2 separate regions of the Homo sapiens genome follow, and region 1 is linked to region 2. The links are chromatin loops, found by intact Hi-C in ENCODE. Cell type or tissue: MCF 10A. All regions are shown on one strand. Each heading gives the region's core, and the rest is flanking DNA. Links, peaks and the distances in the headings are about the cores only.

Evidence for each region. Peaks named below come from ENCODE experiments on the same cell type or tissue, not always from the same donor. Only the 100,000 strongest peaks of a DNase experiment are listed, where the experiment ranks them.
Region 1: it touches region 2 in a loop (11-fold over the local background); 2 of 110 quality-filtered maps call a loop at or near these places.

The regions. Positions count from the first base shown.
Region 1 is chr17:6,515,401-6,530,852 of GRCh38, forward strand. PITPNM3 (PITPNM family member 3) reads right to left here. Exons shown (of 20, transcript NM_031220.4): 3 at 9,956-10,063. Among named protein-coding and RNA genes, the nearest start is that of PITPNM3, 33 kb to the right of the region's middle. In MCF 10A, for the core only: no CTCF peak of the experiment used is centred there; a DNase peak (open chromatin) is centred at 8,151.
Region 2 is chr17:6,463,156-6,476,304 of GRCh38, forward strand. PITPNM3 (PITPNM family member 3) reads right to left here. Exons shown (of 20, transcript NM_031220.4): 10 at 11,277-11,449; 11 at 9,502-9,672; 12 at 8,006-8,200; 13 at 7,105-7,253; 14 at 5,070-5,186; 15 at 1,500-1,616; 16 at 1,015-1,163; 17 at 577-726. Among named protein-coding and RNA genes, the nearest start is that of PIMREG, 25 kb to the left of the region's middle. RefSeq lists enhancers at 540-1,091, 6,659-7,159, 8,192-8,715, 10,902-11,494, 11,495-12,086 and 1 more. In MCF 10A, for the core only: CTCF peaks have their summits at 8,523 and 10,165 (motif pointing right); DNase peaks (open chromatin) are centred at 8,606 and 10,176.

The sequences.
Region 1 (15,452 bases), core at 3,830-11,829, 51 kb after region 2:
AAAAAAAAAAAAAAAAGAAAGAAAGAAAAGAAAAAATATTATTGAGCTAGATAATGGTGATAGTTGCATCCCTTCATGAATATACTAAAACCACACTGAATTGTACATTTTACAAAAAGGTGGGTTTTATGGTATGGGAATTATATCTCAACTTCTAAAAAAGAATTTGGCAAGACCTGCTTCACTTGAATAGTGTTAATGGCAGCTGTGTGCCTCCTTAGATCATTCAAATCAAGATGTCTCCTGCTCTGTGTTGTAATCTCACCTATGATCTTTGGCTGAATAATCCAATCTTAAGTGTGTAGTTATTCCCACCCATATCTAACCTACAGAAAACTCTGAAATGTTCTAAAACAAGCAGAAGGAGACTTTAAAAAATGTAGCATGAGCCCATGCTTCCATGAATTAAGATCAGATTGCTAATCAAAAGAATCAATCAGAGCACATGAAAATGAAAAGATGATTTTAAAAAACAAACAAACAAAAAAACAAACCCCAGGCCTGGCACAGTGACATACGCATGTAATCCTAGCACTTTGAGAGGCTGAGGCCGGAGGATCGCTTGAGCCTAGGAGTCCAAGACCAACCAAGACAACACAGCGAGACCCTGTCTCTACAAAAAATTAGGCAGGTGTGGTAGTGCAGGCCTGTGGTCCCAACTACTCAGAAGGCTGAGGCAGGAGAATGAGACCCAATCTCTAAAAACAAAACAAAATACAGAAGAGCTGACCTGCAGAATGGAGACTGATGAAGAGAAAATGGGTGAGCTGTTGGTTAGAGTCAAAGCATATTCTCAGAACCCACCAAGGACCAAGAAATAAGAATAAGAAGAACAAGGTAACGTGTGGTTAGAAAAGTCTCTGGAAGAGAAAGAAATACTTGGCCGGGCGCCGTGGCTCATGCCTGTAATCCCAGCACTTTGGGAGGCCATGGCGGGCGGATCATGAGGTCAGGAGATTGAGACCATCCTGGCTAACATGGCGAAACCCCGTCTCTACTAAAAATACAAAAAAATTAGCCAGGCGTGGTGGCGGGCACCTGTAGTCCCAGCTACTCGGGAGGCTGAGGCAGGAGAATGGCGTGAACCCAGGAGGCGGAGCTTGCAGTGAGCCGAGATGGTGCCACTGCACTCCAGCGTGGGCGACAGAGACAGACTCCGCCTCAAAAAAAAAAAAAAAACAAAGAAAGAAAGAAATACTTGAAGAAATCATGAAAAGAAGGCTTCACAGTAGTGAAAGAGCACAGCCAGGTATGGCATGACCAACAAACACCTCCACAACAAAAACCTACTCAGAAACGTCGCTTGAAATTTCAGAATACAAGGACTAAAGATGTAAAAAACCTAAAGGCTGGGCATGGTGGCAAATGCCTGTAATCCCAGCACTTTGGGAGGCCGAGGTGGGCTGATCACTTGAGGCCAGGAGTTCGAGACCAGCCTGGGCAACATGTTGAAACCCTGTCTCTATTAAAAAAAGAAAGAAAGAAAAAAAAATTTAAAAACGTAAATCTTCAGGAAGAGTAAAAACCATATTACTCACAAAGGAATGAGAATCAAATTTATCTCAGACTTCTCACCAACATCACTAAATTCAAGAGGCCATGGAGGAATAGCTGCAGAGATAGTTGGGAACGTGATAATGGAGGCAGATAAGCTCACATTCAAATGAGCAAGCAAAATAAAGACATGTTTAGCAATGCAAGGACCTAGAAAATTGCTATCCACAGTTCCTACCTGAAAGAATTACTAGCAGAGACATTCTAGTGAAAAGAGAAAGTAAATCCAAGAAGAAGTCAGGAAATTGAGGAAGTAGCAGTGAGACCTATATGCTACAAAGGGCAAATTTTACTGAATATAAATCATAGCTCAAAATACTTAACCCAAATAGAATGAGAAGGAGGGGGAGGTGGCGGAGGAGTTGTCACTGCCAAAGCCACCATGATGAGAAAACAAAACCCTCCCCAAAAGTAAAACAGCAAAACTAATCATTAAGTTGAAATGAGAATTGGCAACATGAAACCAAATGGCCAGGGGCCATGGGAGCTGGGGAGTTAGGAAGAGAAGGAAGAAAAAAGGTACAAACATCCTTCCCTGTTCAGGGATAGCATAGATAGAGCTACTGACTTAATCCAAACCCTGGTAGAAAATGCCAGTTTTTATTTTTAATTTTTTTTTTTTTGAGACAGGGGCTCATTCTGTCACCCAGGCTGGGTTGCAGTGGAGCAAGCATGGCTCACTGCAGCCTTAACCTCCTGGGTTCAAGCAACCCTCTCACCTCAGCCTCCAGAATAACTGGGAACACAGGCACATGCCATCACACCCAGCTAGTTGTTTAATTTTTTGTAGAGGTAGGAGTCACTCTCTTTACCCAGGCTGGTCCCAAATTCCTGGGCTCAAGCGATCCTCCCACCTCGGCCTCCCAAAGTATTGGGATTACAGGCATGAGCCACTGTACCTGGCCAAAAATACCAGTTTTCAAATGTATGTTAAAACTGTACGTTTCTAGAACTACAAAAAAAGGAGGTATATAAGAAATTTGATGGTGTCAATAAAAAACAAGAAAAGGGGAAGGAGAAAACTGTATTGATAATATCTTTAATTTTATAGAGAATTTATAACCCAACATATACAGTATATAGATAATGTATATATTTTTTAACTCATAAGGAACATTCACACACCCACACTAGACCAGGGTTTAGACAAGAAAGAATTTCAAAAAGATATCACGTTAGGGTCACATTGTCCGATCATAGTGGAATCAAATTGCTAATTAACAAGAAAAAAATCTATTTGTCAGGATTCTTGTACATGGCTCTCAACAGCTCTTTGGGTAAAGAGGAGAACGTGGAGGTTTTGAACTATGTAGACATGATGGACAGTGAGGGGGCTACTTATCCAAACCCTGTGGAATGTGTCCAACATGGCTGGATGCAGGTTTTCTGGGGACTGAGGTTATACAAGTTTGGGGTCCCCTTTTAAGGAAAAGATTATCCCCCCAAAAAAGCTTACTTTTATAAATTTTACCAAAAAAAGGTAATGGGTAAAAAAGCAAAAAAAAAAAAAGGTAACCTTGCTAGGACCCTCCCTTGGAAGGGAACAGTGCGTGTGTCATTTAAAAAATAAGATTAAAAAGCTCTTATCTCTAGAAATAGAAAAGCACAAATCACATAAATTCCAAGGAAGTAGAAGGAAATAATTAATGAAATAAAAGCAATGTTAATTTACAAAAACTAAGTAGAGAAAACGGTAGACAATAGAACTGATTAATAAAAGTAAGAGCTATTTCTTTGAAAAGACCATCGAAATAGGTAAGCCTTTGGCAAAACTTACTAAGAATGAGAGAGAAAGAGAAAGATGGAGGGATGGGGAAAAACACAAATGAACAATGAGGGGAATGAGAAAGAAGTCATAACTTTCGGAAGTTAATTGTTTTCAACTTGATGAAGGGCATTTCTGGAATCCTAGGGCGAGGGCCATGTTTGTTGGTAAAACATTGGAACGTTTCCATCACAGCACTACAGTCAGGATCCAACCAGAAAGCCCGCTACCGCTTGTCACTCTGCATTGACCTGGAGATCCCATGCAATGCAGTTTAAAAGGAAAAATAAGAAAGGAGAGTAAATGCTGGCAAAAATATAACTGTTAAGATTTGTAGGCCGGGCATGGTGGCTCATGCCTGTAATCCCAGCACTTTGGGAGGCCATGGCGGGCGGATCACGAGGTCAGGAGATCGAGACCGTCCTGGCTAACAAGGTGAAACCCCGTCTCTACTAAAAATACAAAAAATTAGCCGGGCGCGGTGGCGGGCGCCTGTAGTCCCAGCTACTCGGGAGGCTGAGGCAGGAGAATGGCGTGAACCCGGGAGGCGGAGCTTGCAGTGAGCCGAGATTGCGCCACTGCAGTCCGCAGTCCGGCCTGGGCGACAGAGCGAGACTCCGTCTCAAAAAAAAAAAAAAAAAAAAAAAAAAATTAGCTGAGCGTGGTGGCGGGCAGCTGTAGTCCCAGCTACTGGGGGACTGAGGCAGGAGAATGACGTGAACCTGGGAGGCGGGGCTTGCAGTGAGCCGAGATAGCGCCACTGCACTCCAGCCTGGGCGACAGAGTGAGACTCCGTCTCAGAAAAAAAAAAAAAAGATTTGTAAACAAGGCTGGATGCAGTGGCTCACACCTGTAATCCTAGCACTTTGGGAGGCCAAGTCGGGCAGATCACTTGAGGTCAGGAGTTCGACACCAGCCTGGCCAACATGGTGAAACCCCATCTCTACTAAAAATATAAAAAGTAGCCAGGCATGGTGGCGGGCGCCTGTAATCCTGGCTATTCGGGAGGCTGAGGTAGGAGAATCACTTGAACCCAGGAGGCAGAGGTTGCAGTGAGCCAAGATCACACCACTGTACTCCAGCCTGGGTGACAGAGCAAGACTCTGTCTCCAAAAAAAAAAGAAAGAAAGAAAAGATTTGTAAATGATGTGATGCTGTAACTAGAAAAAACCCAAGAGAATCAACTGACAAACTATTAGAACCAACAGGAAATGTCACCAAAGTAGCAATATTTCAAATATATAGCAGACTAATAATTTACTTCCAGAATATATATGAAGATCTCCTAAAATCCAATAAAAAGGATAAACAATCCAATAGCATATTGGCAAAAATTATGTTTAAGAAATTCAGAGGAAAGAAAATATGATCAGTCAACACATTTATGAAAAGATGTTCAATCTCACTAGAAACTGGGTAAAGACAAAGCAAAACAAGAAAACGTTTTTACCCGACCATTACATAAAATGTTGAAGTTTGATAATATCAAATCTGGTAACACATTGTGGGGAAATGGCTAACTTAATCCATGGTTGGTGTGCAAATATAAATTTGCACTGTTTTTTGGAAAACCATTTGACAGTATCTATTGCAATTTTCAGTGCTTATACTTTAAACCCATAAAGCATTCTTATAACAATGAAAGATTCCAATGTCTATCACTGCAGAATGGTTAAATAAATTATGGTACAACTATAGTAGAGAATATTATAGTACAGGTAAAGAGAACAGAGTGAATCTATATATACCCATATGAAAAGCTCTCCAAGATCTTCTGTTAAATGTGAGGGAAGAGGTAAGTTGCAGCACTAATGTCTAATACCATCGACCTCTAGAGAGATACGTTGATCAACTCCACAAGGAGGTCTGTAATTGAAGGAATAACTAAAGGAGACTTTGGTTTTATTTGTTGTGTTTGATTTTTTCCAATGAGAATACATTTAAGAAATCAGGTGGATATTTATAATGTTTGTAGCAGCATTATTCATGGTAGCTAAAACGTGGAAGCAACCCAAACGTCCATCATCAGATGAATGGATAAACAAAATGTGGTATATCCATACAAGGGAAAGTTACTCAGCCCCCAAAATGGAATAAAGTACTGATTCATGTTGCAAGATGAACGAACCTCGAAAGCATTATGCTAAGTCAAACAGGCCAGACACAAAAGGACAAATACTGAATGATCCCACATATGTAGGGTACCTAGAGAAGTCAAATTCATGGAGACAGAAAGTAGAATGATGTTTACCAAGGGCTGGGGAAAGGAAAATGGGGAGTTGGTGTTTGACGGGCACAGTTTCAGTTGCAGAGAGTGACCAAGTTCTGGAGATGGTTGGTGGTGATGGTTGCAGAGCGATGTGAATGGACTTAATGCCACTGACCTGTATACTTAAGAACCGTTAAAATGGGCCGGGTGTGATGGCTCACACCTGTAATCCCAGCACTTTGGGAGGCCGAGGCAGGTGGATCACTTGAGGTCAGGAGTTCAAGACTAGCCTGGCCAAGATGGCAAAACCCTGTCTCTACTAAAAATACAAAAATTAGCTGGGGGTGGTGGCGGACGCCTGTAATCCCAGCTACTTGGGAGGCTGAGGCAGGAGAATCACTTGAACCTGGGAGGCAGAGGTTGCAGTGAGCCAAGATCACACAACTGTACTCCAGCCTGGGTGACAAAGCGAGACTCCGTCTCAAAAACAAAAAAAATTGTTAAAATGGTAAATTTTATGTTATGCATATTTTACCACAATAAGAAATGTTACACAAAAATAACAAGACAAACAATTGCAAAAATAATAATAGTATAATAAATAATAATATTTGAACAATTGTAAAATAATAGTAATAACAACACGCTTCTGGGTGTTCAGCTGGTGCTGAAGGATCCCTTTCCATTAAAAAAAAATATATATATATACTGGGCAATATGTTGCCAAAAAAGATAAATATATAACCAAGCTTAAAATAAAAAATGTATAATACACAGTGCCAGAAACAAAAAAGGAATCCAGAGACGAAAGCAGAAGCTGAGATAGAGGAGATCCGTGAATCCCATGAGTCAGACGAATAAAGAAAGAGGCTCCAGGGCCAGAGCCTAAAAACCACACTGTGAACTCCACCAACCTGACCTCAGCCTGTGGATGGCAAGGAGCTGATGTGGCACCCACTTTATAGCAGGGACACTTGAAGGGCCATTCCATCCTTACAGGAACTTACAAAAAGAACCTTCTTTGCGGAAGCGGCAAAGAAACCATTCACAGACAGTGAGAGAGAAAATTCACACATGAGTAATTAAAACCCTAAGCCTGTGCCACTTCTGGGTGTAGGGTCTAAATTTACACCACCCATGTAGAATGGAAACTCTAAACTATAAATTTAGCCTATAAAATATTCAAGATTAGTGAAACACTCAGGCCCAGCAGGAAACAAGGCCGGTCTTTATGAGGACATTTTCCCAACCTAGGGCACAAAAGACTTCCCCCAAAAAGAAAAGAGAGGTATGTGTGACCAAGATGAGTTCACAATCACAAATGAGAAAGAAGACCCATGAGGTATATTTAGTGTGCGCACACACACACACACACACACACACACAGAGCAGAATTAACACCCTTGAGAACTGGAGGGATGAGAGCAGTCTGAAAGTGCTGATGAAATATATGACTTAAATGGTTAGGGAGAGAAAAGGTAAAATACAAAACAGAATTCAGGCTTAAAGGGAAGAAGGTTGGCTCCATTTGGAATTTGTGGAGCATAAGGAGTCTTTAGGACATCCAGGTAGAGGTTAGCAGGAGGTTACCAAAAATGCGAGTGTGGAGCCCAGAAGAAAGGTCCTGGCTGGAGATAGAGCAAGGAGTTGTCATCGAGGTGGCTGGAGCACCCATGGAGGCAGTGTGACTGGCCAGAGCGTCCAGCATGAGGCAGGGGAGGGGGGCCTGGAATGAGTCCTGTGTCTAAGGGCAGGCAACTTGAAGAAGACAAGAGGATCTGCTCTGTCTATGCCACCAATTTCCATTGCATTCCTTTCCAGGAAGAGTTCACGGATCTTCCTTTCCCCAAGATACTTCCCAGAGCCTCTCAGAGCCTTGTCCCAGCCTGCCTTACTGCATAGTAACCCCTGGCTCTGATCTGTCGCTTCCACTCTGCTGCAAGCTTCTCAGGAATGACAAGGCCATCCTGCTTGTCTTTATTCCCCCTACATTGAGCACAGGGTTGAGCCCCTGTGATGGCTCCATAAATGATTATTGAAATGAATGTGTGTGTTCTGTCATGTTGTGGGAATTCACATTATGAATTCACACGAGAATGGGACTTGGAAGGAGCTGGAAATCCAGCTGGTTTCCTCTTCCTCTTACCCTCTCTCCTCTCTTCTTCCCGCTCCCCATTCTGTACTGGGAGGAAATAGTACCAACCCTCGGACTCAGGTAAGCACTGCCCTTCATTCATGAGCATCAGGAAGCATTTGTGAGGGCTGCCACTTGTGCAACATTGGTCATGCTTCTCCCCCTTCCATCATTATAAGAATGACCTGCTATCGAATGCACTTTGCAAATATCATCTCATTTAATCATCACAGCTTTTTTACTAGTCCTCCACTCTGCAGATGAAGAAACAGAAGACCAGGGAGGTGATGTGACTTTTCCTGACCACACAGCCATGGAGTGGCATGGCTGAAGTTCAAACCCAGGCCTCTCTGACTCCAGCACTGCAGCTTCTGCCTCTGTCCTGGACCTCCCGCTGTGCTTCCTCGTCCCCTGCCCTCCAGTGCCCTCCCAGCTCACTCTGCCTCTTGCTCACCTGACCGACTGCCCTTAGCTCTCACTGGGTCTGAGTCATACATTCTTTAGCAGACAAGTGGGGATGGGGGATGGGAAGGGGATGGCCAAATGGATGGTACAAATCCATATTTGTCTTTTCAAGGCTACAAGCACTATTGTGGGGCAGGACCTAGAATCCATGACCCCTTCTAGGCCCCCTCTGGGGTTCTTGGGATGAAGGAAAGAGCAGCAAAGGACCCACTGGCAGATACATGGCTATGACGACTGGTAAGTTGTCTCTGGATTGCCCTTGGGGGCCAGAGTCAGAGCCCCCCCTTCTCGTGGATGGGACAGTGGTACAGGGTGCCTTTCCTTTCAGACTCATGGTTCCTTGAGCCTGACTTTGTTGGGGCCCAGAACTGTGCCAAGCCTTAGTCCAGTCCGGGAGGTGAAGCCCTGGACTGGGAATCAGAAGACCAGGAATCTGAGCCTGATGTTGCCACCAGCTTGGGGGACTTTGGGCAAGACGTGGCTCCTCTGAGCCTGGGTTCTTTGTTGGTTAGATGGGATGACCACACCAGGCCTGCCCATTTCTCAGGATGAGTGCTTTGGCAAAAGGAGAGCTCTGAACCAAGGAGGCAAGGATGGGGATGAGAAAAGGAACAGGAACAGGGCAAGATGGTCACTACCAAGGCAGCCGTTCCCGTGGGCTGGGCCAGGACCATCTCACTGAATGCCTCCTGAGAGCATGGCCTTGCCCACTCGGCAACTCTGGGCCAGAGCACGACTGCGAATGACAGGAGCAATAGAGGAAGGAGAAGAGAAGATGAAGAAGAAATAAAGTAGGAGGAGTGGTATGTGGGGTGGGGAAGGAGGGATGGAAGAAACCAACTTGAGGGTAACAGGTACAGAGGTTAGCACCCTGCATCCCAGATGTGGGTCTAGCCCTGGCTCTGCTTCTCACTCCATTGTAACATTAATCAAATACAGCCCTCAGCTGAAGATCTCTGAGCTCAGTTTCCCATATGTGAGCTCAGATTTTACGACATCTTCAGCCACGTTGTCCGTTTGAATTTTAAAGCCTTGCCCCATTGCTTCACTGTCAGGAGCCCTTCCTGGATCCCCTCTCCTGCCTCCTGAAAGTCATGCCTCTCCCTTCTGAGCTAACACCCTCAGCTTAAGCCTGATCCACATATCTTGACTTATACGTGTCACACATCACAAGACAGAGGCCTCAGATGAATCACCTTTGGTTGCTCCTGCCAAGCACTTATACACAGTAGGTGCTCAATGAGCCTGTTAGTGATGAACAATAGCCAAACAGATGGATAGATGGATGCCAAAAAGAATCAGCCTGCTTTGTAGGCTGATCAAACTCCTGGTCAAAACTCTTCTCCATAGAAAGCCTCCTGGATTAATCCCCAGCCATATACTCCTTCTTCAACAACTCCACCAAAGGAAATCCTGATTCTCACTGCTGTCCTTCTCTCTCCCCTTAGACCTCAGCTCCTGTCCTGCTCAAAGGCTCCTCCAACTGTCACCCTCCTTATTCAGCAGATTCCAATACCAAAGACCTGGCAGTCCAAGGAGCTTGGACCCAGGCACCTGCCATTAACCACCCGTGCCACTGGGGTAGTCATTCTGTGGACAAAGGAAGCTCTGTTGAAGTAGGCTGGAGCTTTTATGCCACAGAAAACCCCACAGAAGTCCCCATGAGAGTTCCTGTAAGTGGCAAAATTCAGGGATGCTATGAAGGAGGAACCAAGGCAGATAGACTCTTCACAGAAGGCCCAAGCCCCAGCCCCAGTCACCAGCCCTACAGCCCCCCCTGCAACACACCTATGTGCACATCCTGGTCATGAGAGAAGCAGAGTCTCACCTTGATGCTCGTCCAGTTTCCCCATGGTCTCGATCTGCTCCACGAGGTCATTGGAGTTCCACTGGCTCATCCCAATGAGGATGGCATTCTTCCCTTCAGCCATCTCCTCTGTGGGAAGAAGCAGCGGTGAGCAGAAGCAGGTGCAGCTAGGGATAGGTAGCCCTATCAGGAGCTTATGTCTGAGGGACATTTTCTCTTGTCCTATTTCTTCCTTGAGTTGAGGTACACCTCAACTCTTGAAGGTGTCTGTAGCTAGACAGTTACAAGACTTGCAGAGATTTATCATTGAAAGAAGGTACTGTTGTACCCTACTGGGCCTCCACGTGCAACAGCAAAAGAAAGTAACAAAAAGCCTGAAACCCCATAGAAAGTACCATTCCTAGCACTGATGGCAGTATCTCTTGAAAGTCAGTGTGTTTGGGAAGAAAGAGCAAAACCTTGTCATTTGCAAGCAGTTTTTCTTTAAATTACTGACTTCTCTGACCCTCGATTTTCCCATCACTAAAATGGATCTGGCCACAGAGGTGTTGTGAGGATTAAATGAGATAATGGATGTAAAGGTCTTAGTGCAGAGGAGGTGCTCATAGATGAGAGCAATCATGATGATGTCATCACATGAGAAGTAACTCACCACCAGGAGTTGAGTGGATGAGGATTTGTGTGCTGCAGAAGCAGCTCTGGAGTAACTGGAGGAGAAGAAACCTTCCGGTTCTAAGGAAGCTTTGACTTGTATGGAACCTTTAGCCCCCATCTGAACTTTATGACCCTCTTAATTCCTCCATTCTCTCCCACTCCTCCCCTCAACCCTGTCTCTATCCTTGTTCTTTCCTTGTCTGAGCATAGTGAGTCTTCTGGGAGAAATCAGTGGGGCTATATTCCATAACCACGCTGAATACAAGGCCCTGGGTCCCACACATCAGATACACACATCTGGTACCATCCCTCATCCTACAAAGGGACATTTCTTCAAAGACAAACCCTTAGGCATGTGTGCTCTCCTCCCCATACTTTGCCGAAAAACAGATGTGCCTTTCTGGTGAAGAGCTTTGTGCCCTCCCTCGCAGAACAGACATCAAAGGGTGTTGAGGACAATCTCCAAGCTTATGATAATTAAGAATAAAGGGTTGAGATCCATTTCACTGCCAAAGAACTTTACCTAGCAGAAGGAATCAATATGGTGCATCTGAAGCTTTGGGAGCTGTCCAGAGTTCTGATTCACTCAAGAGCTCAGTTGACCAGACCCCCAATTCTGGTTAGGACATCTCCTCCTGTCTTATTTTATGTATCTATTTGATTGACTTAACAACACTTATCTAACCGTTACCATACACTGAGATTATTATAAGTGCTTTACAAATATTAACTCGATTCTCAAAACAATACAAAAAAGGTAAAATTGTTATTATCTCCATTTTATAGACAAGGAAACTGAGGCACAGAGTAGCTGAGTAATTCTTGCCCAAGGTCACTGGCTAGAGCCAGGATTTAAAACCAGGTATACTATTTCAAGAGTCCTGAAATCCTGCCATCCTGATAGCCTGCCCTGGACATCCTGTATTGGCTGCCCACACTCCAGCCAGGCACCACACACATTCGGACAATTTCCTGAGCCCAGTGTGTTCCATCTGGGAACTGGTTTATTCTGTGCTGGGCAGGGCCCTGACCAGGTTCCAGTGCAGATCCTGCTGCATGTGAGCTTTGTGCTTTTCCACACCCTCCACCACTGTGTCTGCTTTCCTATCTTTTAAACAACAATAACGACTCAGGGTCTATAGCTCTGTCTAGCAAGCTGCTGTGGGGACAAATAATATAGCAAATTTGAAAATACGACGCAAGTCAAGGTGCTGTAAACAAATATGAGGTGATATTATTCTTCGGGAAGCAGAATTATGAAGAGGTTAAGAGCTCAATTCTCATGTTAGATTGATTTTTTTCAATCCTGGACCCACCATCTGCTAGCAATACAACTGCAGTTTCCTCATCTAAAAGTGATATCATCGTAGGGCCTCTGTCATTGGATTGTTGTGAGCATTAAGTGAGAAGATGCAGGTAAAGGTGTTTGTAAGAGTGCCCCACACACAGTAAAAGCACAGGCTGAGATGCCATTGCATGATGGTATCATCATCACCAGCACCACCACCACCAGTAGGAGCATGGGTGTTATGCCCCACACTCACTCTTGGTTCCACTCCTGCTGTTGTTGGCCCCTATGACATTCTACCCCAGCTGTAGAGTGAGGTAATCAGGATCAGCCCAATTACCACCTTGAGTTCTTTGTCTCCTGGTTCAGTTACTCAAGCATGGAGCTATCCATTTGTTCATTCTAGCATTCAATCTACGGTGAATAGATTCCTGAGCACCTACTGTGTGCAGGGTGAGACACAACCTCCCTCCTGCTGGAATCCAGTTTTGTGAAAAACATGATAGAAATACCTCTGACATAAGCTAAGAGAGCCAGGTATGCAGCAGGCACTCAGCACATCCTAGCTTTCTTCTACAGTGCCATAAGTCCTGTCCCAGTGGTTTATGCAAGGCTACTGGAACCCTGTGGGGTCTCCCAGGGCTCTGGAGGTCTGAGCATGCCTACTCCTGCATGGCCCAGGCCACTTTCCTCTTTTTCCTAATCACCAGTATAACCCTGCTCCATCTTTGGCTTTTGGGCTTTTGTCTGTTTCCGATCAAATATGTCCTTCTCTACCAGAGTCTCACCGTGCTTCTCTCACGCTTTACATCTGGCCCTGACTCACTCAGATCTGAGCTCTCTGGACCCCTTTCTATGGGTCTGTGTCTCTCTTGGTCCTTGTAGTTCTCTTTGCCTCTCCCAAGCTCTCCCATGCTGCCTGCCACATCCGTATCTCTCTCTGGGTGGAACACGTATGCATTGCCTTGCTCTCTTCTCACCCCAGCATCTCTCTCTTTCCTTTCTCTGGGTCTCATCTTATCAGGCTGGGTATGTCTCTTTCTTGATCTCTCTCATTCTCTATGGATTTCTCTTTTGTCTCTCTGGGTCCCTGTCCTCAGGATCTCTCCAGCCCCCTGCTCCCTAAGGGTGTTCTCCCTCCCCTCCCTGTTCTCTCTTGCTATGTGTGTGTGCACGTGTGCACGTGCATGTGTGTGTGCATGCATGTGTGTGCATGCATGTGTGAGTGCATACATGCATTGTGTGCATGTGTGTACATGCAAGTGAGTGTGTACATGCATGTGTGAGTATGTGCATATGTGCATGTGTGTGCATATGTGTGTGGCCCTCTCTCCCTCCTGCTCCCTCTCACTCTCTGCTTTATCTTACCTTCTCTGGCATTCTCACACTCCCTGCCCCTCCGCCCATCCCTGTCTCTCTGCTGCTCTGTGCACCCTCCCAACTCCCCAACATGCTTTCTCTCCCACACTCAGCCTTTACGTCTTCACTCTGGCAACAATTGGCTTGTCCCCTGAGAAGCAACAAGAACACACACACACACACACACATACACACGGAAGCAGCAGCAGCAATATCTCCTTTTGGAGCCATTCAGGCAAAGAGGGGAGCTGCAGGGCTCAGCTTGAAGTCTTTGCTCTGCTTCCCACATTGTAGGACATGCCTCCAACAGGACCTGTGGAGGCCACAGCGTGCTCATTTGTATAAACGCCCTGGTTGATTTTGCTTTTCACCTTCTGATGACTGTCTCCTGCATGCTAATTCTCATCCTGGTGACCTCTGCTTCGGACATGGTTTTAGCATGTACTTCACCCTACTGAGACCTGACCCAGCTCTGATTAAGCTCCAAGCTGAGCCTCACCCACTGTCACAATAGCCCTGGCCTTGACCACAGATTGACTCTGACCCTGACCAAAACCTGGTTATACTCTACTCCTGTAAGCACAACCTACAATGCCATAAGGAAAGCCTTTCTTCCTATCCTGGAGCTTCTGTTTCTACTGTTGACAGGACTCCAGAGTAAAGAATCTCTTTGTCTTGGCCAGGCGCAGTGACTCACACCTGTAATCCCAGCACTTTGTGAGGCTGAGGCGGGCAAATCACAAGGGCAGGAGTTCGAGACCAACCTGACCAACATGGTGAAACACCATCTCTACTAAAAATACAAAAAATTAGCTGGGCGTGGGGGCGGGTGTCTGTAATCCCAGCAACTCAGGAGGCTGAGGTGGAAGAATCGCTTGAACCCGGGTGGCAGAGGTTGCAGTGAGCTGAGATCGTGCTACTGCATTCCAGCCTGGTGACAGAGTGAGACTCCATCTCAAAAAAAAAAAAAAATCTCCTTGTCTCATGCCAGGAAAGCTTCACCTCCAGCTCATGGAGCCGAGGGCTTGGTCACATTCTGCAGATGGCCCATCCAGTACCACTCATCATCAGGCCCACAACATGGATTTCTCCAAGGACCTAGATATGCATTGCTTGGGGCTCTGGACCACAAGATTGCTCACATTCACCTTGCACTGCCTACCACATGCCCCCATGGCCCCCCTATAGCCAATACCATGACTCCCTCTTCCTTGTGAGGGGCAGTCCCCACACAGCCCATCCCCAGACATGTTGGGGCTGGTTCCATGGCGTTCTCTTTTCCACTTCCCCTCCCCCAATGGGGGAAAAGGTAGAGGGAGAGTGGGGGCCTGTGGCACACCTGTGCTTTGCTTCTGTGATGGCTCCTTGGCCCAGGAATAATCACGCAGCTTCCCACGGTGACATCCTTCCACTCCCTCCAGGAGACAAACAGTTCTACCCTTGCCATTCTACAGATGAGGAACCTGAGGCTCAGAGACCCAAGACTTGCCTGAGATCAGAGGGCAGACAGTCAGTGACAACTATCATGGAAACCTGGTCCTCTATGCCCAGAGGACACATATCATTTTCTTCTGTTCCCCCTTCTCTCACCCTTGGGGTTGGAAACTGCCGGGAGGCTGAGTGATCACAGGGAAAGCTCAGATCAAAATGAGAAGGCTTGGCATGTGCCCCCCATTCTCTGTGAGACCTGACCCTGACTTTGAAATTTCGTCTGTAAAATGGGATGATTTAGCCGTGCACTACCTTCCTCTCCCAATTGCTATGGGAAACCAGGAGTTAGAGGCACAAGCAGATTCCGCAACACAGAACCCAGCTCCTCAGGCCCCAGCCTCCCACCTTGGGGAGTGGGGGAGGGGAGGACCAGCCAGGCTGGCCACTGAGAGAGCAAGAAACCAAGGACACAAAAGACATGGGGGTAAATGCAGAAAGGAGGACTCCTCCAGCTTCTAGCTCAGAGAGTTCCCTTAGCCCTGCTGAAGGAGACAAGTCTTGTGCTTTGCTCTTGATCCAGCTACCCAGTGCCAGACGTGCCCTGAGAGTAAATCCTAGATCCACCACCACCACCACCATACCCAGCCCATTCCTGGCCCTGATGGCATTTTTGTCTCTGCAACTGTCAGGGCCTGGCCTGCTTATGCATATTCATGGAGGGAGGGCTATTTAGATGCTGGAGGGGGTTGGGAAACCGAAAGAAAAGTATTTCCCATTCAAGTGAGG
Region 2 (13,149 bases), core at 5,150-13,149:
TTCTCTCCCCAAAACCGTCACTGTTACTGGGGTGAGGCAGGGCAGTCTCCAGCCCCCAGGAACTTCCAGTGCCTGGCATCTGTCCTACTCTCGAGGTTCTGATCACTTGGAGTCCTGGGTTACAGTTTCTCATGCCTGTGACTTATTTTCCCCACCAGACTCTGAGTGTCCTCTGACTTAAGAGCTCGCTCTGCATCAGTGCCCAGCACACAGCCCAGCCACAGGGGGCCTCAGAAAGCAGCGGATGCGTGCACGAGTGCAGGGAGGGAGGCAGGGAGGGAAGGAGGGAGGCAGGGAGGGAAGAAGGAAAAAAGGAAGGAATTGAGGGAGGGAGGAAGGAAGTGAGGGAGGGAGGGAGAGAGGAAGAAACAGACAAGCTGAGGTCTAGAAAGCAGGAGAAATTTTCCCAAGGATACTCAATAAATTACTGTTGGAGGTAAAGCCAGGGCTTCTCAGCTCGCAGCCCCAGAGACCGGTAGAATTCCTACAGCAAATCAGAAAAACAACATATTTCCCCCAGGGCTGCTGGCTCCTGCCCCCCAGGGAGATATAGCCCTCGTGGAAGGTGGCACTCACCGGACAACATCCACTGCACCCGGCCGGACCTTGGGGTCGCTTCCCATGATAGACACGCTGGCCGCGAAGGACCCATCAATGCTGAACACTACACACTCCATGCCCCTGGGCAACACCGTGAGGTAGCTCATGGCACAGGTCTGGTCGCCCCTGAAAGAAACCTGCCTGTGGTCAGCCGTGAGGTCAGGGTCAGACGTTAGCCGGAATCCAGAGGTCAGCCTGTAGCTGCAGTCAGAGCTCAGTCTGGGTCAAGGTCAGAGAGCACCTGGGTGGCATCTCCTGATGCCACGGCTGGTGACCTCTCCCATCCACCTCTGTCCATGCAGACAGAGATGGGGGCCCACAAAGAACCCCAAGGACCCCATCCTCTAGACAGGCCTGGCTGGAAGGGCCATAGAAATGAGAGAAACCACCCTGAGAATGGCCCCTGGGTCTTACCTGACGACCATCTTCACAGGATAGACACCAACCCCCAGGCGCCGGGGCCGCGGCACATTGTATGTGATGCGACCACTGCTGTTGGTGATCTCTGTGTCCAGGTGTACCCAGCGGCCTGAGGATGGCTCTGCCATTACTAGGATGTCCACCTGCGGCAGTGAAGGGGGTCAGGGACTCCCTGAAGGCTGAGGGGCTACAGGCTTGGCAGAGGGGCTGGGCGGGGGAACTCTGGGCTGAGGTCCCTGCCTGACATTCCCTGGCTCCTGCCAGCCTGGCTCCTCATTTGTCCTTGGATACTCTGAGCCCATCCTTTCCTCCTTGCTCACCCTTCCCGGCCCGCCCAAGCAGGTGGGTAGCTCCTGGCCCTGTGCTTCCACCCCAGGCAGCTCGGCCCTCTTGACACCCTCACCCCACACGCTATGTGGCTCCATGAGGCACCTGGTGCAGGTGGAGTGGCTGAGGAGGGGAGGCCCAGCCCCAGGTACCTTCTCTCCAGTCAGAGCCACCATGTCGAGGGGCCCGTACATGAACCGCCCCACCAGGACCTGGGGGCCATCTTCAGCAGCAATCACATCATTGGCCCGGTGATTAGCCGTGACATTCTGGAAGGACAGAAAGAAGCTGGCTCAGCCCTTGCAAGGGAGGCTCAACCTTGCTTTATCATTGCAGTGTTCCTCAGACTGGCTGGAGGCATATCAGCTTGCTGAATCATGTCTCTCTACTAACTTCTGCTAGAGTTTCAGAGATGTGTTCCCAGGGAACGTGTGAGAAAAACAGACCGTGAGTCCCCCAAACGCTGTCTTCAAGGTGCACAGGGCTTCCTGCCATTGTACGTTTTCTGCTTTCGTGTTTTTTGTTTGATTGATTGTTTGTTTGTTTTGTTTTTTGTTTTTTGTTTTTGAGAAGGAGTTTTGCTCTTGTTGCCCAGGCTGGAGTGCAATGGCGCAATCTCGGCTCACCGCAACCTCCCGGGTTCAAGCAATTCTCCTGCCTCAGCCTCCTGCGTAGCTGGGATTACAGGCATGCGCCTCCACACCTGGCTAATGTCATATTTTTAGTAGAGATGGGGTTTCTCCGTGTTGATCAGGCTGGTCTCGAACTCCCGACCTCAGGTGATCTGCCTACCTCGGACTCCCAAAGTGCTGGGATTATAGGCATGAGCCACCGTGCCTGGCCCGTTCTCTGTTTTGACTCTGCTCGGCCCTGAGGGGACAACTGGCCTCACAGCCTGTGCTTATCTTCCAGATCCCCGGGCTGGAAACTGCCTGGTCACTTTTGGTTCTTTCTTCTACATCACAGCTCACATCCAACAGTATTTACTATCTGTCTTTTTTTTTAAGATAAAATTTCAAATGCACAAGCATAGAGAGAGAGAAGAGTGTAACAAAGCCTCGTGTTCCCAGCACCTGCTCCACCACTTAGCAACAAACTCGTGGCCATCCTGGTTTCGTTCTTCCCTTGCCCAATTCCCCAGCCTCGGCCCCAGCCCCACCGGGATTATCCTGGAGCAATCCTGGACGCTGCGTCATTTTATCTGTGACTGTCTCAACCTCCCTATTTTTCTTCATTTATCAATGAACTGGTTTCAGTTCATTCTGCAGCCTGTGTTGGCCCTGACCAGCCCCCACTCCCAGCCTGGCCTCCAAGACCCCAGTCTCTCCATCTAGTGACCACTCCTTTACCGCACTGGCCACATCTTCATCTCTCGCACAGCCACATCGCCTGGATGCTGCTAACAGCTCCCTAATGGAGCTCCTTCCTCAAAGGCAGTCCCTGCAACAGATCCTCTGTCTCTATAAAGCACAGCTCTACTAACACCCTCCCGGGCTCCCCACTGCCCTCTGCGTAGAGTCCGGAACCTGAGCTTAGCTTTCCAAGGCTTGCCTGAACGACCTCTTCAGTCTGTCTCCTGCTGCTCCCCATCCACACCTTCTGGTCCTTTCTGCCAGGCTCTGCAGCAGCCTCCAGGCCTTTGCTCACACCGCTGTCCCGCCCCCCACACTGGCTCTAGGTGCCATCCCTGGCCCTGGCCCTCTTCCCCCACATTCCAGCCCATTCGCTATGACTAGACTCAGCGCCATCATCGCCAAGAAACACTCCTCGGACTCCTCAAAGACAGGTTCTCAACCTCCTTTCAATTCCCATGCATTTTAATTCAATCCAACAAATATCTGCAGACACCTCATCTGCATGGGGTCCCTGAGATAAACTAGTCGTGGGCCCTGCCCTGGAGACACTCAGCCAAGTAGGGAACGCAGGCCCCCTTACAGGTGCACTGTCAGGGGAGAGGGAGCAGCTGGTTCATGAATATAAGCACCTGAAAAGATCCGGCATCCCGAGTCATTAGAGAAATGCAATCAAAACCACAATGAAATACCCCGTCACACCCACCGGGATGACTAGAATCAAACAGACAGATAATAACAGGGGTTGCTGAAGATGCGGAGAAATCAGAATCCTCATACATTGCAGTGGGAATGTGAAATGGTACAGTCACTGTGGAAAACAGTCTGGCAGTTCCCTATATGATTAACCATAGAGTTAACATTTGATACAGAAATTGCACTTCTAGGCATCTACCCGAGAGAAATGAAAACACAGGAGAAATGAAAAACACAAAAACTTATACATGGACGTTCATAGCAGCATTATTCATAGTAGCCGAAAGGTGAAAACACCAGCCTGGCCAACATGGCGAAACTCCATCTCTACTAAAAATACAAAAAATAAAATAAAATAAAATAATTAGCCGGGCATGGTGGTGAACACCTGTAATCCCAGCTACTTGGGAGGCTGAGGTAGAAGAATCACTTGAACCAGGGAGGGGAGGTTACAGTGAGTTGAGATTGCACCACTGCACTCCAGCCTGGGCGACAGAACAAGACTCCGTCTCAAAACAAAAAAAAAAAACCAAAAAAAAAAAACAGGTGAAAACAACCCAAAAAATGTCCATCAGGTAGTGAATGGATAAGCAAAACGTAGCATCTCCATACAACGGAATATTATTCAGCCTCAGAAAGGAATTTCTGACACAGCGACCAGTTGGATGAACCTTGAAGACAGTGCGCTAAGTGCAAGAAGCCAGACACAAATGGTCACATATTACATCATTTCATCGAAATGAAATGTCCAGAATAGGCAAATCTGCAGGCACAGAAAGTCGATTACTGATTGCCTGGGGCAAGTGAGGGAGTGTCAGCTAAAGGGTACAGAGCTTCTTTTTGGAGGTTATGAAAAAGCTCTAAAACTGACCATGGTAATGGTTGCACACATCTGTGAATATACTAAAATCCACTGAATTGTACTATCTAAATGGGTAAATTATAGAATATGTGGATTTTATCTCAATAAATATGTTTACCAAAAAAGAGTTGGTTCATGAAGGATTGATCTCCTTCTACCTTTTAGGACTGTTCTTGGGGTCCATGTCTGGTCTTTTCACCAGACTGGAGATGCCTACCATAGCAATGGTTGTGTCTGTACAACCCTGTGCTCCACTCTCTAGCAGAATGACTGAGACAGAGTAGGCACTGATGATCGTTTGTTGAGTGAATAAATAAATCTATGCACCTCAAACTCCTATTCATCCTTCAATACCCCACAGAGGAGCCTCTTCAGAGAAGCCCTGAATGATTTGCCCTTACAATCCTTCTTTCCATCTTTGTCTTAATCTGTACCTTCCTCTATCAAATATCACACCAGGCCATACTCAATGGTAAGTGACTGAGATCCAGGACTCTTTCTGATTCAAGTCCACATCTACTGTAGCCTGGCATATAGCAATTGCTCCATAACTGGTATCTCCTCACCAACCCTAGTGTCTTGGACTCCTGCCCTCAGGGCTCCTGTGGAACCAGGCCATGGGAAGCAACTCACACACCCTTGCAGCTGCAGTGCCTGGGCTCCATCTGAGTGTGAGCCCCAGCCTGTTTGGGTGCTGAGCTCTGAGGACAAATTGAAGCGCTTACCTCCCATGTGGATGCCCCAGCCCCCGGGCCAGCCCCACCTCCCGGAGGACACAGTCCCAGCCACATGCGAACTGAGCATGCACGCACCCTCAGCTTGACCTGAGTCCGCTTACGAAGCCACTTCTCCCGGGGGTTGGCAGGACTCAGTGCTGCAGGGTCCAGGCGGGCGCTTTCCTTGATGTTCACGCTCTCATAGCGCATTACCTAGCCAAGAGCCGAGCAGGGCCCCGGTCAGGTCTTCTGGCTTCTCTGCTTCCCTCCCAGGGTGTCAGTGCCCACCAGCTTGTGGCCAGCTGGGCCCTGCCCCTGCAACCCCCCAACCTCACAGCCTGGAACCGTCAGGAGGCCGCAGACCCCGGGACCTGCATTCCTGTCCTGATAGCTGGGGCCAGAGCAGTCTCCCAGCTGGCTCCCTTCCTGAGAGAAGTCTCTGCCCCGCTGTGCCCAAACCTGGCAGCCACCTCTATCTGTCCCCACTCTCTGCCCTCCCTCTGTTACAACAAGGTGGCCCTTTCTTAAGGCCGGCTTGAGTCCTGATCCCAGCCCCTCCTTGCTTCTTGAGGACGTTGCTCCAGCCATGCTCCCCTCCCAATCCCGCAGAGCTGATTAGACTCCCTCCGCTAGATCACTCTCCTTAGCATTCAAATACGTGTAATACTGCCCATCTTAAAAAATACTCTCTCAGATTCCTCATGCCTCTCCAGTGACCGCCACATCCCTGCTGTCCCTCACAGCAGCACTGACAGAGGACTTAGCCCATATGCTGTCACCCCTTCCTCACCTGCCCCCTCTCCTCCACCCACTCCAGTCAGGGTTCTTCTCCATCACTCCTCTACGGAAGCCATTCTTGCCACTGCCCCGGTGACTCCCACCCCGCCTATCTCAGGGGTCCTCTCCCTACACTCTCTGGGTCCTCCAACCTCAGGGATGTCCTCTTCTCTCCTTCAGTGGCTTCTCCTTCTCTCCCTGGGGGAGCTCCAGGACTCATCCCTGAACTTCCCTCTCTGTAGGAGCACCCTTAGTCTGGCACTCATCGCCAGTTGTAAATGCCGTCCAAGCTCTGATGACACCCACATTTTTATCTGGAATCCTGATGTCTTCTCTAAGTTCCAGACTCCTCTACTCCCCTTCCGTCCCAGCAACTAAGAGGCAGCTCACACTTCACACACCCAGACAGTCGTGGATGTGCCACGTGGGGCACAGGTTTGGGCTGGAGCACCCTGGCCTGGGTGCCACCGGGCTGGGGACCCACCCCCAGCCCAGCACACTCTCTCCCACCCCCAAGAACCTACAAACAAAACTCACTTTCCTCCGCCCCCTGCCCAGCCCTGCTCTTCCGCACGTGCAGGACACAGAACCACCTTAGTCACTCAAGTGGGAAACAGGACGTACTGGGCTCCCGTCTTTCTCCTACAACGCAGACAGCCACAAGCGCTCTCACCGTAATGCAAATCTTGCCACTCTGTGGCACCTCCACCCCCTGTCCTACTCCAAGCCTCCTCTCTAAGTTGGGCCCCTGCACTGGCCTCACAAGAGGCCTCATGGTTCCTCTCCTGCCGTGAAAACAGCAGCCTCAGCCTCAGGGTTTCCTTCAAAAAACACAAGCCAGTTGCTATTTCTTCCTTGCTCACAGCCCTGCAATGGCTTCCCGTTGAACCCAATATAAAACCATACCCCTGACCTTGGCCATCACGGCTGTTCATGAACATCATGACCCCTACCAGCTCCCCAGACTCCCTCCCCACCAGGCTCTCCTTCTGGCGCCGGCCTTTCTGCTATACCTTCTGTTTTGCAGACGAGGACATTGAGACTCAGTGGGGAGTGGGAACTGACTACTCCAGTCTCCAAGTTGAAACACTGGGACACTCTCCTGCGTAGTTTATATTTAATTTTCTAGAGTGTACCATGCCGTCAGCCACCCAGGAGCCAATGTCTTTATGAAGCCCATTCTCTGGTCATGTCACTCCCCACTCACGTAGGTGCTCCAATGCCTTCCTCATGCTCTTAGGATCAAGGCCAAAAGCTGAACAGTGTCTGCAAGAATAGCCTCCTCTCCAGCTGGAGAAGGGGCGGTACCCCCTTGGGGTGGCTGTGGGCAGGCCCGCGACTGCGGCAGCAGTACCTGTCTCAGGATGAAGGCCACCACGTCTGTGGACTCCCAGTAACTGGCGTGGAAGAGGTGGGGCAGGGCCACGGTGGGGAAGGCCGTGAGGACATCAGGGCAGTACAGGGCATAGTCGATCCTCTTGCTTCCCCACCACTTGGCTGTGACTGTGGGTCGGAGAGGAAGGTGAGGATGCGTGGCCGGCCCGGGGCCTCACCCGAGGGGCAGCGGGGTCTCCCATTGCACAGACTGGTGGTGGATGCCCCACGTGGGGCACGGGTTTGGGCGGGAGCACCCTGGCCTGGAGGAGGCCTGGGGAACGCGCTGCTCTTCCTCCTTCCTTCTCAAAACCCACCAGCCCTCCCCTAAGATGTGCGTGCCAAGCCCATGCCCAGGAAGGAGGGCCAGACCCACAGAGACGTCCACAGTCTCACCCAGGGCCGCCGCTCAGTGGCAGTTCCCAGTGGGCTCTGCCTGAAGTTGGCGCTGAGTCTATGTCTGGAAGGTTCAGCACTTCCTTAATGGTCAGAGGTCAGAGCCCTGTCCAGGGTCAAAGGTCAGGGCTCTGTTTGAGGTCAAAGCTCAGACCCTGTCAGGGATCAGGGGTCACTGCTCTCCTCAAGGTCAGAGCTCTGATTTGAGGCAGGGTCAGAGTTCAGGGCTCTGTCCAGGGTCAGAGGTCAAGGTTCCTCCAAGGTCAGAGCTCAGTTTGGGGCCAGAGTGAGGATCTGGACCGATGCCAGGTCTCCATCAGCAGACGCCCAGCTCTCTAAAGGCAGAAGCAAGCCCCCAGGACTTCCTTCACCTTCTCCCTATCCCAGGGCCTGCCCTCAGCAGCTCTAGCAGTGGCCCAGCAAACACCCAGAGGAAGGTTCCCCTCCCCCGAATCCAGGCAGGGCCCCAAAAGGACCTCACTCACTGCGGGAGGCACCCACGGGTGCCATGCTGTCCGAGGACTCCGAGCTCTCGCTGTGGGAGCTCCCCTCGCTCATCCTCCGTCCTGGGCGCTGGAACCTCGAGGCCTGAGGGGGCGAGGCAGGGGCATCCAGAAGTGGCGGGCTGTCCCGGGAGCTGCCCTCCAGGAAGAGGGGGCTGTGGGTGTGTAGGGCATCAGCTGGAGGGGGAATTTCAAGGTCAGGCTGAGTCACGTGTCTCCAGCAGAGCTGCCCACTCAGTGCCAGCCCCATGCTGGGAGGGAGGCTGGGCACTTGGAGGAGTCAGCCCCGGCTCTGCTCACTTGCCAGCCCAGCAGGCACCTGCCCCTCTCACTGTGCCCACCCCACCAGTCCCCTGGGCCTGAAGGGACCCCGCTGCCACCGCATATTGCCGCATTTACCTCCTTGCAGCTGTGAGTTATGCAGACACAAGCTGGAGTCCCAGCCATCACCCCTACCTCCAATAAAGCTGCAGAGGGAGCCTCTGGGACGTTGCCCCAAAAGCACCAGCTGAGGTCCCAGGAGTGACTCATAGCCATATCCTCTCTTATCCAACTCCTCCCCTGCGCCACAAAGAATTGAGGCTGCCTCTGGAAGGGAATGGGGACTCCAGCCTGAGAGCTAGGATAGCCTCAGGGGAGGGAGGGGAGTCCCCTGACCAAAGAGGGATCCATGGGGGAGGGAGGTTTCCAGCCTAGCCGACCTATTGAAGCTCCAGGCAGGCAGGGATTTGGAAATAAAGGCTCCATTGAATTAGGGGTGAGGAAGGGATGGTTTTTAATCCTGAATCGGCCCCATGCACAACTCCCCCATCCCTGACGCAAACCTCTGAGCAGGCTTAGGCTAAATTTCCTCAAGTAGGGCGTGGAGCCAAGGCTCCGATTTCCAAGCTGCTGACTGTCCATTACAGGTCTCCCATCGACGATACACTCGGTCCATGCCCGGTTCACCCCACTTGACCCTGGAGGCCACTGGCTCTTCGCCAAAACACCTGCCCTCGCTCCTGCTGTTCTCCCTGCCTGGAAGATCTCAACCCTCATCCTCTAGCTCTTCTCCACCTGCCCAAATGCACCTCCCCTCTCTGGACCCTAATCAAAGGCCACCTCTTCCATGAAGCCCACCAGGATGGCACACTCTCTGCCCTACCCCTTCAGAGTCCAGGCTGGGCACTCATAAAAAAAATAGATTGGAGCACGGATCCCTGGACCCGCCATCAGCTCTGAAAGCTCAAGTTTACACCAGCCCTGGCCACAGGAGTGTGTCCGGGAGCCTGTTGGGGGCCTCTGAGCCCCAAGATGCCTCAGACAAGCAGGTGCTTAGCACAGGTGGGCGACTCTGAAGACAGAGGAGTCGGCTAACCTTCTGTTCTCACAGCCCCTGCTCAGGTGAGTCACCCTACTCACTGAGAGCTTGGAGGGGTTGAATGGGCTGGGGCCCCACCTCCAGCTCAGCACACTCTCTCCCACCCCCAAGAACCTACCGAGGAGGAGGGACTGCCCATCGCCCAGTGGGAACCTCTGGTAGCGAGGCACGCTGACAGGCGGCACCAGGTGGAACTTGGGCTCCAGCAGTGGCTCGAGCCGTGAGGCAGAGGGGTCTGCGCAATGGAAGAAGCTGTAGACCTGGCTGCAGGCAGGACGCACCTGGAAGCCTGGGGTGAGTGGGAAGACAGAGGGAAGCCACTTTCTAGTACCTGCTCCCTGGGCCCTAGGAGGCTCCCTGGAATGCAGCCTGGAGTAGCCTACTCCCCTCTCAAGAGCCTCCCCGGGCTCCCTGCTCCCCACGGGAACAAAGCCATTACGTTCAGTTTGTCTCCCCACCCAGGAGCGCAGTGACAGGCACCCAGCACTGCAGCCGTGCTGCACAGCTGCCCTTCCCCAATCAGGCTTGCAGCTTTCCTTTCTCTGAGCCTTTGCTCAAAACATCCCTTCTCCTTGTGGGCCCTCCCTCCCCCATTTCCACGGGGCAACTCCTTTAGATTCTTCCAGTTTTCACTCAGTTACCACCTGACCTAGGAAGCCAACCCAGGTTCCTTCAGGCAGGTCAGCTGCCCCTTCCACAGGCCTCAAGGCTATAAACACTCAGTTCCCAGGCCTGCTGCTAGAGTTCCAGGTTTGCCAGAGCTGGTGGAACACTTCTCTCGCTGACCAGCAGGTGTCTCCACTGAGGCATCCACCTCATCGGCGGGCCTCCCTGTCCTCCTAGAACAGGGACTGGACCGTCCAGCATCCAGGGAGCCCTAGGGTTCATTAGCGACACTGAGGGCAGCCATGGGGTTCTGCCTCCTCGCCTCCATTTCTACCACCCACTTTATCTGTTCCATACTGTAGCTTGTCAGTAAGCTTTGGCCAAAAGCATGGATCTGTGGATACCCAAGGTGCCCTGCAGCCTCAGACGGTCTGTACTTCTGTCCTTAAGAGTCACAGATACCCTCCCCACCCCTCATGCCTGCTGGTGCCAATCGCCTGGTGTGTACATTTTAGAGGAGCAGGAAAAGGCATTCGAGGTTGCAGGTATTAGCCGGGCACGGTGGTTCACGCCTGTAATCCCAGCAATTTGGGAGGCCAAGGCGGGTGGATCACTTGAGGTCAGGAGTTCGAGACCAGCCTGGCCAACATGGTGAAACTCCATCTCTACCAAAAATACAAAAATTAGCTGGGCGTCATGGTGGGTGCCTGTACTTCAAGCTACTCGGGAGGCTGAGGCAGGAAAATTGGTTTAACCCGGGAGGCAGAGGTTGCAGTGAGCTGAGATCGCGCCACTGCACTCCAGCCTGGGTGACAGAGTGAGACTCCATCTCAAAAAAAAAAAAAAAAAAAAAGGTTGCAGGTATTGCATGAGCAAAGGCACCTGAGGTGGGCTTGGGGATATGCGGGGGTGGGTGGTGAGACCAACCTGGCAGTCGTATCTGCCTCAGTACAGGAGAAGGAGAGGGTGGGAGGCAAGAGGTTGAATATTCTGTCTTCTCTTCCCCATAGGGCGTGACCACCGGACAATGAGGCCACAAAGCAGCCAGGGGCACTTGACATGGAGAGTGAAATCCATCTGAAGCTGCCTCACCTTCGCCCTGTGTCAGGAGGGAAGCTGCTCCTCTCTCCCTCCTCTTCCCCACCCTCTCTCCTCTCTTTCCACCTATCCCAACTCTGTGACCCTCCCTGCCCCTGTCCCCGACTTCACTCTCCTCATTCTGAGGCCCTGACACGGTGGCCCTAGTGACGCACAGGCACCTCAGGCCCCAGCCCACACCATCCCTACCGTCCAGCCCAGGCAGCACCGTCCTCCGCATGGCCAGGACCAGGCCCAGTGGCGAGCCGAAGAGGAAGAAGTCGGACACATCGAAGTCAAAGCGGCCCAGGCTGACCTCAGGGAGCTGCGGCCCCCCAGCCGCCGGGGTCTCAGACTCATCCTTTAGCACGCTGGAGTGGATGCTGCGGAGGGAGGAGGACGCAGGGCAGGGCAGGTCAGGGAAGGACCGAGAATGCGGGAGTGTTCACACAGCAGCGCAGCCTGAATTCTGAGCGTGAAGTGCCCAACCCTCCATCTCTGGGGCGGGGCTGAGAGTCCACCGGCTGCACACCACCTACAGTCAGCACTGGCCACCAAGGCCTGGCTGATATTTGGCTAGAAAAGGAATCAACAAACTTTTTCTGCAAAGGGCCAGAGAGTCAATATTTCAGACGACATGGACCGTGTGGTCTCCATTGCATCTAGTTAACTCTGCCATTGCAGCATAAAAGCGCCCATGGACAGTGATTAAATATGCATGGCTGGGATCCAATCAAATGTTACTTACAAAAACAGGCTGAGCACCTGGGGCGCCTGAGCATCCTACACACTGGCAGGCCTGCCTCGTCATGCTGGCTTTGTGTTGGCCACACTGAGGATTCCTGCACTGTGTACCAGACAAGCCCAGCCTGCCCAACACTCAGCTGGCTAACGTCAGTTCTGTTCTGCTGGGATCAGGGCTTTCATCGTAATTCCTGTTCCAGGCAACCCGCAGACACAGATGCAAACAGCTTGGTCTCCCCACCCCCAGCCCCAGCCCACAGATGAAGCAGAGCTTAAGGAGAAAAATGTGAGACACACAGAATTCCAACCATTTCCAACCCAGGTGCCCACTGTCCCGGGAAGAATCCAAGTTACGTTCAGCCACAGACCCAGAGTAGGACGCTGAGAATCAGAAGGAAACCTGGGCACCTCCCTGACCTTCCAGCTAGCCATTAGCTGCAGCTTAGAGTGAATCGATTAACTGAATGCAAAGCAACTAAACTACTTGAGTCAGAGGAGAACAAACTTTAGAAAGAGCTATTGAAATCATGTGGACAAGTGCCCCACCCTCAGGAGTGAGCGAGTCTGCAAAGTTGAATCCTCAGTCTCCGCACTCCCTCCTGCCTCTTGCAGTGTGAGCATCTCACAGTGAGATGATGACTCTGATGTTTAACAATACATATTTCATGTACAGCGTGGTCCCTAAACACATGCCAACTACTTAATTGCCAAAGAAACCACCATCTGTCCCTACACCAGAGGGGAAAGCTGGCTGTGTCAGACCAGCTCCTGGAAGCCTCCAACTTCTCATCACTCTCCAAATTTGGGGCTCTCCTAAAGGATTTTTCAAGGATGAGCCAGGACTGTTGAGATTTTTCACCTTGCAAGCCTCACTAGAAGGTAGCTGCTTTTCTAAAGGATCATCTGTCAGCGGGGCTTTAAACATTCAGAGATTTAAATGTGCAGAGTCTTTGACCTAATAATTCTTCCTCCAGGAATCCATCCAAATATAATCACCCTAATATATACATTAACGTTTATGCACAAAGATGTTCACTGTAGGGCTATTTATACTGCTAAGGAATTGGAAACAGCCAAAATGCCTAATTATAGGGATTAAGTAAACTGATATCCATTCATTCGACATTATATTGCCATTAAGAATATTTATCAAGTATTTTTAATTATATCAGGAAAAGATCACAATATAAAGGGTTTTTTTAAAATAAAACGATCTTAAAAGCATGTAGAAGGAAACAGTCTCTATGTTAACAATGAGACTGTTGGCTCCCTCTGGGTGGTGAGATGATTATCTTCCAAATGTTGTAATGACCTCATGATACTTATCACTTGGGTAAGG